Regions from separate parts of the Homo sapiens genome. Here region 2 is linked to region 1. Evidence: chromatin loops called from intact Hi-C (ENCODE). Cell type or tissue: mesothelial cell of epicardium. All regions are shown on one strand. Links, peaks and the distances in the headings refer to the core of each region. The heading gives the core; the rest is flanking DNA. Region 1 has its middle 25 kb from the start of LINC02298. Region 2 has its middle 7.6 kb from the start of CEP170B.

What was found. Peaks named below come from ENCODE experiments on the same cell type or tissue, not always from the same donor. Only the 100,000 strongest peaks of a DNase experiment are listed, where the experiment ranks them.
Region 2: a loop joins it to region 1, with 19 times the contacts of the local background. A loop is called at or near these places in 1 of 110 quality-filtered maps.

Annotation. Positions count from the first base shown.
Region 1 is chr14:105,116,811-105,121,196 of GRCh38, reverse strand. No RefSeq gene overlaps it. Among named protein-coding and RNA genes, the nearest start is that of LINC02298, 25 kb to the right of the region's middle. RefSeq lists an enhancer at 1,116-1,615. In mesothelial cell of epicardium, for the core only: no CTCF peak of the experiment used is centred there; DNase peaks (open chromatin) are centred at 856, 1,266, 2,016, 3,046 and 1 weaker place.
Region 2 is chr14:104,855,457-104,859,842 of GRCh38, reverse strand. No RefSeq gene overlaps it. Among named protein-coding and RNA genes, the nearest start is that of CEP170B, 7.6 kb to the left of the region's middle. RefSeq lists an enhancer at 3,446-3,947. In mesothelial cell of epicardium, for the core only: no CTCF peak of the experiment used is centred there; no DNase peak of the experiment used is centred there.

The sequences.
Region 1 (4,386 bases), core at 231-4,230:
ACCTACAGTGGGTGTCAGAAGTAAGGGCAGTCTTGCAGAATGCACCCCCTAACTTCATGCCTGCCCTGTAATCACCTCCCCCAAGGCAGTTGTTTGCTGGGGGATTCTCCCTTCTCACAACAGCCTCAGCATCCCTTTTTGCCTCTAGATTCGTAACTCAAGGCAGAGCCCAGCATGCCCCATGGGGACACATATAAAGTCTAAACCCAATGAGAGATGGTTGACACCCCAAAATTCATATGGGTAGAAACTCTTGGGTTGAGTGTGGGGATGGCTTCTCTCTTCGTCTGTTTGGTCTGCTTTAAGAGGCTACCATAGACTAAATGGTTTATAAACAACAGATATTTATTGTTCACAGTTTTGGAGGCTGAAAGTCTGAGATCAAAATGCTGGCAGATTCCGTGTCTGTTGAGGGCTTGTTCTTCATAGACAGTGCCTTCTCACTCTGTCCTCACGTGGCCAAGGGTGAACAGCTTCCTAGGGCCTCTTTTAAAAGGCACTAAACCCACTCATGAAGGCTGTGCCCTTATGATGTATTCACCTCCCCAACTCACCTCCTAAGGCTATCACCTTGGAGGTGAAGACTTCAACATATGCATTTGGGGGGATTCAAATATTCAGTCCATAGCAGCTTCCAAGGGTGGATCCGGTCACGCTTATCCATGTGTATTTCCTTATTGGAGCTGCTGGCCTGTGGGTGATTGCTCACCAGTGAGGAGGGGTCACTGGTTTGCTTGGTTAGACAGCCGAGACATGCACTCAGTGGCCCTCACTGACTGAGGTCAAGACGCCAGCACACCTCTGGTGTAGCTGAGAAAGAATGAGAGGGCTTAGTGAATGGGATACTGGAACGGTTTTGTCCTGTGTAGCTCATCCCTGCACCTCTATGCCTTGTAGATGTTCCCACCTCTTAGTGGGTGGATCCTTTCCTCTGAATGGGGAAAGGAATTTTACTCCAGAGCTCGGCCTCAGAGACTAGCTAACCACGTCATATTTCTTCATTCCTTTAACAAATGCTTCACAGTGTTCACTCTATGCCAGATCTTGCTCTGAAAACTTTGCAAAAATAATTCACTTAACCCGCAGCACCACAGGTGTTTTGCTGGTGATACTCTTATGATTCCCATTTTGCAGGTAAGAAATGCATAAAAGGGCTACATGGATGGCCATGGCCACAGAGCTGACAGAGCATCCTGACCCCTTTCCGGGTCACTCAGCATGAAGCTCCCACCTGCACACAAGGGGGAGAGGTCCCAGGCCCGCACCTCTCTCCTTGGCATGAATTTGGTCTCCAAATGTCCTGTGAGCACATACATGGACAAGAAGCACATGAGCCTCCCCAGAGCAGACAGGATTCTCAAGGATGCTATGCCAACTCTGGAAGGGTGCCCCTGCTGGGCGCCTCTGCCCTCTCTTGTCCCCCTTCCTGCGGGACAGACCCTCACAGGCCCAGCCTTGTGCAGAGCCCAGTTCCAGTCCCTGTCTGGGCAGAGCCTGTGGCCTGGCTGTGTCCCCAGAGCCCAGTACCTCCCAGACGCAGCTGGGTCCGACAGCCCTGCCCCTGCGGTTCCACATCGGCTCATCTGCATTTGGCCCCATCCCTCCTTCTGACCTCCCAACTTGGCTATGCATTTTACCCTTATTTTAGAAAATCAGCACTTCTGGCGCTTGGGGTTATAAACAGAGCTCTCGGCCCTGCCTGTTCAGGCGTCTTGGGCAGGAGAAACCAGCCTTTTGCCTGGGGCCTAGGGGTCCACTCCAGTCTTCCCAACCACAGCAAGGATTCCGTTGTCAGGAAGCACCTGTGCACAGAACATTCTCCCGGTGCCCCAGTGACGGACATTTCAAGCTGTTGCTGTGGAGCCGCCTGTGTGCAGGTTTTTTTGAGGGATGGCTCTATCACTGTGGGTGTACCGTGTCAAGAGCGAACACGTCTGAAGATGTCGGTGGGGGCAGTGGCGCTGCTCTGCACAGAGGCTGTGCTCTGTGTGAGCTCACCCAGAGAGGGAATAGAGTTCCCTTTCCAGCACTGGGAGTGGGTGGGGCTCCTATGAAGAACAAAAATATGTGACCTTATTTGTACCCCAAGCTGGTAGAACAGGTTGCACTGGCTATGTTTGTCTATAATGTCTTTTGCCATGAGATATTTTTAATTTTTACATGGATAAATCTGTCATTTCTTCCATCATGTATATTGCAAATGTATATATATTTTTTTTGCAAATTCAGAGTTCCTGGTGGAGTCTTTGCTGAGTAAAAGTCTTAAATGCTTATGGTTGAATCTGTCCATCGTTTTGGGATGTGTGTTGCAAGAAGCGTCCCTCAGTTTGTTCACTGTGGTTCTCTTAACTGATCAGAAGTTTGGAATTTTTGTGTAGTCAGGTCTGTCAGTCTTTCTTTGTGGCTTCTGTGCTTTTGTGGTGGGGTTGTTGAGGAGGACCACGAATGATAGCCCATCCCTCCCCCCACACATACACACACCAAATTCAGACCAAGTGAGGCCCATGAGTCAAACTGGTGGAAATGAAAATCTGGTTCAGTACTGACAGGGCTGGGTTGAGGCTGTGGATTAGATAAGCAGCTGCCATGGGCTCCATGGAGTGTGCCCCTCCAACAGACACCCTCTGGTGACAGTTGGATGGGAAAAATGAGGTAGAATCTGTCATTGTTGCTTCCCTCGTTTTCCACTAGCAAGCCCAGACAGGGAGATGGTCAGCATTTCTGAGGCGGCAGTAACAGAAGCCTCAGAGTCTCACCCCTAGACCTCATGTCATAGGATATTCATTTTGCTGTTATTTGTCTTGCCTAGGGGAATATGGTCCTGGAGCCAAACATAGGGGCATCTTATGGTTTCCCCAGTTTCTGGATTGTGGCAGGAATGGAAGCTTCCTGGAGAGGCGCATTGGATATCTTTTTGCTGTGTAATGAATCATCCCAAAGCTCAATGACCATGCATTCAGGTCATGGTTCTGTGGGTTGACAATTTGGGCTGGGCTCAGCAGGATGGTTCTGCTGGGCTTGGCTGGGTTCACGCTTGCATCTGTGCTCAGCTGTTGGTTCTGTAGTTAGTCGGTGGGTCAGCTGGGATCTAGCTGGTTCTTATTGGCATCACACACAGGTTTATCAGTTGATTGGTTTGGGGCTGGGGTGCTTCAACACTTACCCAGTTTCTTAGCCTCACCAATACTTGTTCACATTGTCCCAGCTCTCCAAGAGCACCAGAGCAGGAGCTCCAGAGCTTTACTTTCAATACCTTCTTTGGTCAAAGCTAGTCACAAGTCAGTCCCTAATGAGGGGGTCGGGGGAGGCGGCGAAATGGATCTACTTCTTGACTGCAGGAGCTGCAAAGGATCTGTGGCCATTTCTAATCTACCACAGCAGGACAATTCTGGAGTACCACTGTGAGAGCCGTGGCTGAGGCCCAGCTGAAACCCTGCTCTTCCTGCTGTCACAGTGCCCTTAATTCTCTCCATTCTGCCTTGATTCAATCCCTTTCTACCCAAAGTAGCCAGGATAAGTTTTTGTTATCCACAGCTGAATCCTGACTCCTACAGTATTTGACACCAGAAGTGACTGCAGATAACAGACCTTGGTGGGTGAGATTCTGGATGGTTTCTATGACCTGGTTGGGTTTGGGGGCCATGAGGATGAAGGGATATTTGGAGTCCGTGGCACCTGGTGAGACAGTTAATTAAGTAACCACCTGTGCTCACCTAGAGTGAAGCTCCTGTGCAGTGTGGGTCTGGTGATGGCAGCACAGTACAGCGGGCAGGAGGGGCACAGGCCTGTGGGCTGAGGTGGCTGCTCTGAGCTGCACTGGAGAGTCTCAGGAAACAAGATGACACAGTTGGGCTTTTCAAATGCTGAGCTCAAGGCCTGGTCAGAGAACAAGGTTTCCATCATCACTGAAAGAATCTCTTCTCTCTTAAGGCTGTTGAGTCTGGTGTGCCCTCAGGTCAGCCTCAGGGCATTATTGGGAGGTTTGCTGAATGCCAATGTAGACCGGACTTTCACCCTCCCTCAGGTCTCTTCTGTGAGAATCAGGGCATGGACTGGGAAGGTGTTGGACCCCAGAATCAGGAGGGGGGCGATGAGCTGCATACCCTGACAATCACACCAAGAGAAGTAGCCCCTGTTTGATGGGTCTGGTCCTGCATTGTTTGAAGACCTCTCTGTGACCTCACCTGATGTGGTTACTTTGCAAGCAGGTGCTGATTTCCATCCCACTCCACCACTACCAACCTCACCACTTCCAAACCTGCAATTACAATCAGATCCCGGCATGTCCCAGGGGTATCAGCACAAACCTAATTTGGGAAAAGAAGGCTTACACATCAAAAGGTTTGCAAGATTTGTCATTTATATTGTTAGAAGACTGGGGGTGTG
Region 2 (4,386 bases), core at 318-4,317, 260 kb after region 1:
TGGAGGGTGGAGATGGAGGGTGGTGATGGAGGGTGGAGATGAATGGTGGTGATGGATGGTGGAGATGGAGGATGGAGATGGAGGGTGGATGAAGGGTGGAGATGGAAGGTGGTGATGGAGGGTGGTGATGGATGGTGGAGATGAATGGTGGCGATGGACGGTGGAGATGGAGGATGGAGATGGAAGGTGGTGATGGAGGGTGGAGATGCAGGGTGGAAATGGAGGGTGGTGATGGATAGCAGAGATGAATGGTTGTGATGGATGGTGGAGATGGAGGGTGGAAATGGTGGGTGGTGATGGAGGATGGAGATGGAGGGTGGATGAAGGGTGGAGATGAATGGTGGTGATGGACGGTGGAGATGGAGGGTGGACGAAGGGTGGAGATGGAAGGTGGTGATGGAGGGTGGAGATGGAGGGTGGTGATGGAGGGTGGAGATGCAGGGTGGTGATGGAGGGTGGCGATGGAGGTTGGTGATGGAGGGTGGCGATGGAGGGTGGTGATGGAGGGTGGAGATGGAGGGTGGTGATGGAGGGTGGAGATGCAGGGTGGAAATGGAGGGTGGAGATGCAGGGTGGAAATGGAGGGTGGTGATGGACAGCAGAGATGAATGGTTGTGATGGATGGTGGAGATGGAGGGTGGAAATGGTGGGTGATGGAGGGTGGAGATGGTGAGTGGTGATAGAAGGTGGAGATGAATGGTGGCGATGGACGGTGGAAATGGAAGATGGAGATGGAGGGTGGATGGAGGGTGGAGATGGTGAGTGGTGATACAGGGTGGAGATAAATGGTGGTAATGGACAGTGGAAATGGAGGGTGGTGATGGACGGTGGTGATGGATGGTGGAGATGGAGCGTGGAAATGGTGGGTGGTGATGGAGGGTGGAGATGGAGGGTGGTGATGGAGGGTGGTGATGGAGAGTGGTGATGGATGGTGGAGATGGAGATGGAGGGTGGACGAAGGGTGGAGATGGAAGGTGGTGATGGAGGGTGGTGATAGACGGTGGAGATGGAGGGTGGAGATGGTGGGTGGTGATGGAGGGTGGGGATAAATGGTGGTAATGGACAGTAGAGATGGACGGTGGAAATGGAGGATGGTGATGGTTGTACAACAATGTGAATGCACTTGATGTCACTCAACTGTTCACTTAAAAATGGCAAACATAGTAGTTTTTATGTTACATATATTTTACTACAATAAAAAAAGAATGAAAAGCCTATAAAATTCTGAAAAATAAAAAAGGGGGCTTTAGCCCTGCCAGAGAGTAGAATCCATCATAGAACATCTTGCTATGGGCAGTTGACTGGACACACACATCAGAGCAGGTCTGTGTGATCATTTAGCATATGATTAATGGGGCATTTAAAATCCACGAGGGGCCGGGCGCAGTGGCTCACGCCCGTAATCCCAGCACTTTGGGAGGCCGAGGCGGGTGGATCACCTGAGGTCAGCAGTTCGAGACCAGCCTAACTAACATGGGGAAACCCTGTCTCTACTAAAAATACAAAAAATAGCTGGGCATGGTGGTGGGTGGCTGTAATCCCAGCTACTGAGGTGGCTGAGGTGGGAGAATCACTTGAACCTGGAAGCGGAGGTTGCAGTGAGCCAAGATCGTGCCACTTCTCTCCAGCCTGAGCAACAAAGCGAGACTCTGTCTCAAAAAATAAATTAATTAATAAATAAATAAATCCATGAGGGAAAGGATGTCATTTAAAAAAGGGTGTGGCCAGGCACGGTGGCTCATGCCTATAACCAGCACTTTGGAGGCCGAGGCAGGTGGATCACCTGAGGTCAGGAGTTTGAGACTGGCCTGGCCAGCATGGTGAAACTCTGTCTCTACTAAAAAAAAAGGACAAAATTAGCTGGATGTGGTGGCGCATGCCTGTAATCCCAGCTACTTGGGAGGCTGAGGCAGGAGAATCGCTTGAACCTGGGAGGCAGAGATTGCAGTGAGCCTAGATTACGCCATTGTACTTCAGTCTGGGCAACGAGCGAAACTCCATCTCAAAAAAAATAAAAATAATAATAAAATAATAATAAAGGGTGGTGGAGCAACTGGGCGGCCTTGGTGTCTGGAAAAACATGACGTTGGATCCTGATCCCACTCTTCACACGGAAATAAATTCCTTATGGAGCGGAAATAGAAATGCAAAAACCCAAAACCACAAACATAATTTGGAAAAAACACAGGAGACTATTTAATGATCTCAGGATCCGGAAGGCTTTTCTGAGCACAACAAAAAAGCAGAAGCCACAGGGAACATTGTTGAAAAATTTAATTAAATTACAAATGGCAACATTTTGCCTAGACCACATATTTAAAATCAAAGGATGTGCAACAAACTGGGGAGAACCCATGATAACTCAGTGGTTAACAAAGGGCCGATTCTCCCAACAAAGGGCTACTATCAGTCAACGAGGAAAGGGCCAGGCCGCCGGACACGCTGCACAAAGGAAGCCCCAATGGCTGCTGACTGCAAGATGCTGAACCTCCGCCGTAATCAGGGATGAGCAAATTGGCCCTACCGGAAGATGGTATTTTCACCTGTCAGACGTTTTCATGAGAGACTGGGATGGGAGGAGCGGGGAGACAGGCACTTCCCACAACTCCCAGCAGGAGTGTGAATTTGGGGTGTCGGGGGAGGGGATTTTGTTTCCACTATAGCCTGGTACTGCTAGAAGGTTTTAAATGAGGACACTAGCTGTACTAACAATTACAAAATTCGCAGTACTGTGTAGGGGAGAGAGGGTCGGGGGGGAGGGCATGGGGCCCCCTACGCAATGTGGTGGCGCCAAGGGAATGCCTAGCGGGTCCCTTGGGCTTAAGGACAAGGATGCCAAGGTTTTGGGGCCTGGCAGGCCGGAGTGGGTGCCTGGAGCTAGAGGTAGAAGGTGTAGGTGCCCCCTTCTGGGAACAAGGGGGTGAGAGGAGGGAGGGAAAAAGGGGTGCAGGGCGGGTCAGAGGGCTCCCTCCCCCCAACAGCTGACCCCCCAGCCCCAGCGCCCTGCTTTGCAGCCACGGCATTCAGCAGCCTCCACCTGGGGCTGAGATTGTGACCACCCTCAGGGACACGGGTTCAGGTCTGCTGTCTGCTGAACCTACGTTCTGCAGGATTTGGTCCAGGGCTCTGGTGAAGATGTAGGAGTTGGCCTGCGTCAGCGCCCGTCCCCGCTTTCCACAGCGAGCAAAGACCGTGGGAACCCTGATGCCCCTTTGCATTTGCGCTTCTGTACTTAGCTGCTAGTCTCAGGCAGTGAAAGCTTCAAGCCACCCGCAGAGCCCTGGAACTGGGGCATTGGCTCTAGTGGGAAAAGGAGGCTTCCCACTGGCGACCCACCATGACAGACCACAAAAGACATGCAGGTCCCCACAGTCAGGCCCTGACACCCACTCTTCCTGCCTTCTTCTGCCTAGGCTTGCACAGCTGGGCAAGTGAGCGGGAGCCACGGGTTAGCTGAGATCACCTGCGGCCAGGAACAGGGCCTTCCTGGAGGTGAGGACAAGCTCTGCTTCCTCCAGGAGCAGGTGCTGGAGCAGAGCGGCTCCCCCGTTCTACAAGTGTCCTCTGTGTGGCGGCCCAGGTCTGTGCGGGCCTGTCCAGCCCAGGAGAGGACAGAAGTCATCTGTAGCCTGGGCCCCTGTGGCCCCCAGCGAGAGGCCCTGGTGGGACTGGTCTTTCTCAGCCTGTGCACCTGGGGCTGAAACAGGACTCAAAGAGGGAAAGTGGCCCAGGCAGGCCCTCCCCTCAGGCCTCCCCTCTCCCTGGCTGCTCTCCCAGGCTTCCCTGCTTTCCCTTCTGAGACCCCGACTACTGGACCCAGCCTTACTGCCAAGATAATTATCCACAACAGCAGGAGCGCCCAGGCCCATGAAGATAATCGCCTGCCCAGCACTGTGTCCACATCCAGTTCATCCCAGCTGAGACCCAAGTGCAGCTGAGGGGTGGGGGACACTCCTCAGCTCTCGAATGATGCCAACCCTCCAGGGCCTGGCTGGGAGCAGCTCAGTGCTTCCTGGCTCCGGGGCTGTGTTCCCTACGTCCCATTCGGAGCTTCTCTCCTGAAGAAAACAGTGTCTGCCTGCACCCTTCTTAGAAAGCACCCTGACACGTGGCTACAAAGAGCAGAGAGCACAGTACCCTTCCCAGACACACACCAGCACCCCCACCCACTGCATTTAAGCCACCACTGTCCCGCCGCATTCATCCCTCCTCTACCCCCTAAATTCATCTTTCAGTGGAACTCTGCGTTCATCCCTCCACTCCCCGCTCCATTCATCCCTCCACTCCCTGCTCCATTCACCCCTCCACTCCCCCCTCCATTCACCCTTCCACTCCCCCCTCCATTCATCCTTCCACTACCCCCTAAATTCATCCTTCCACAGAACC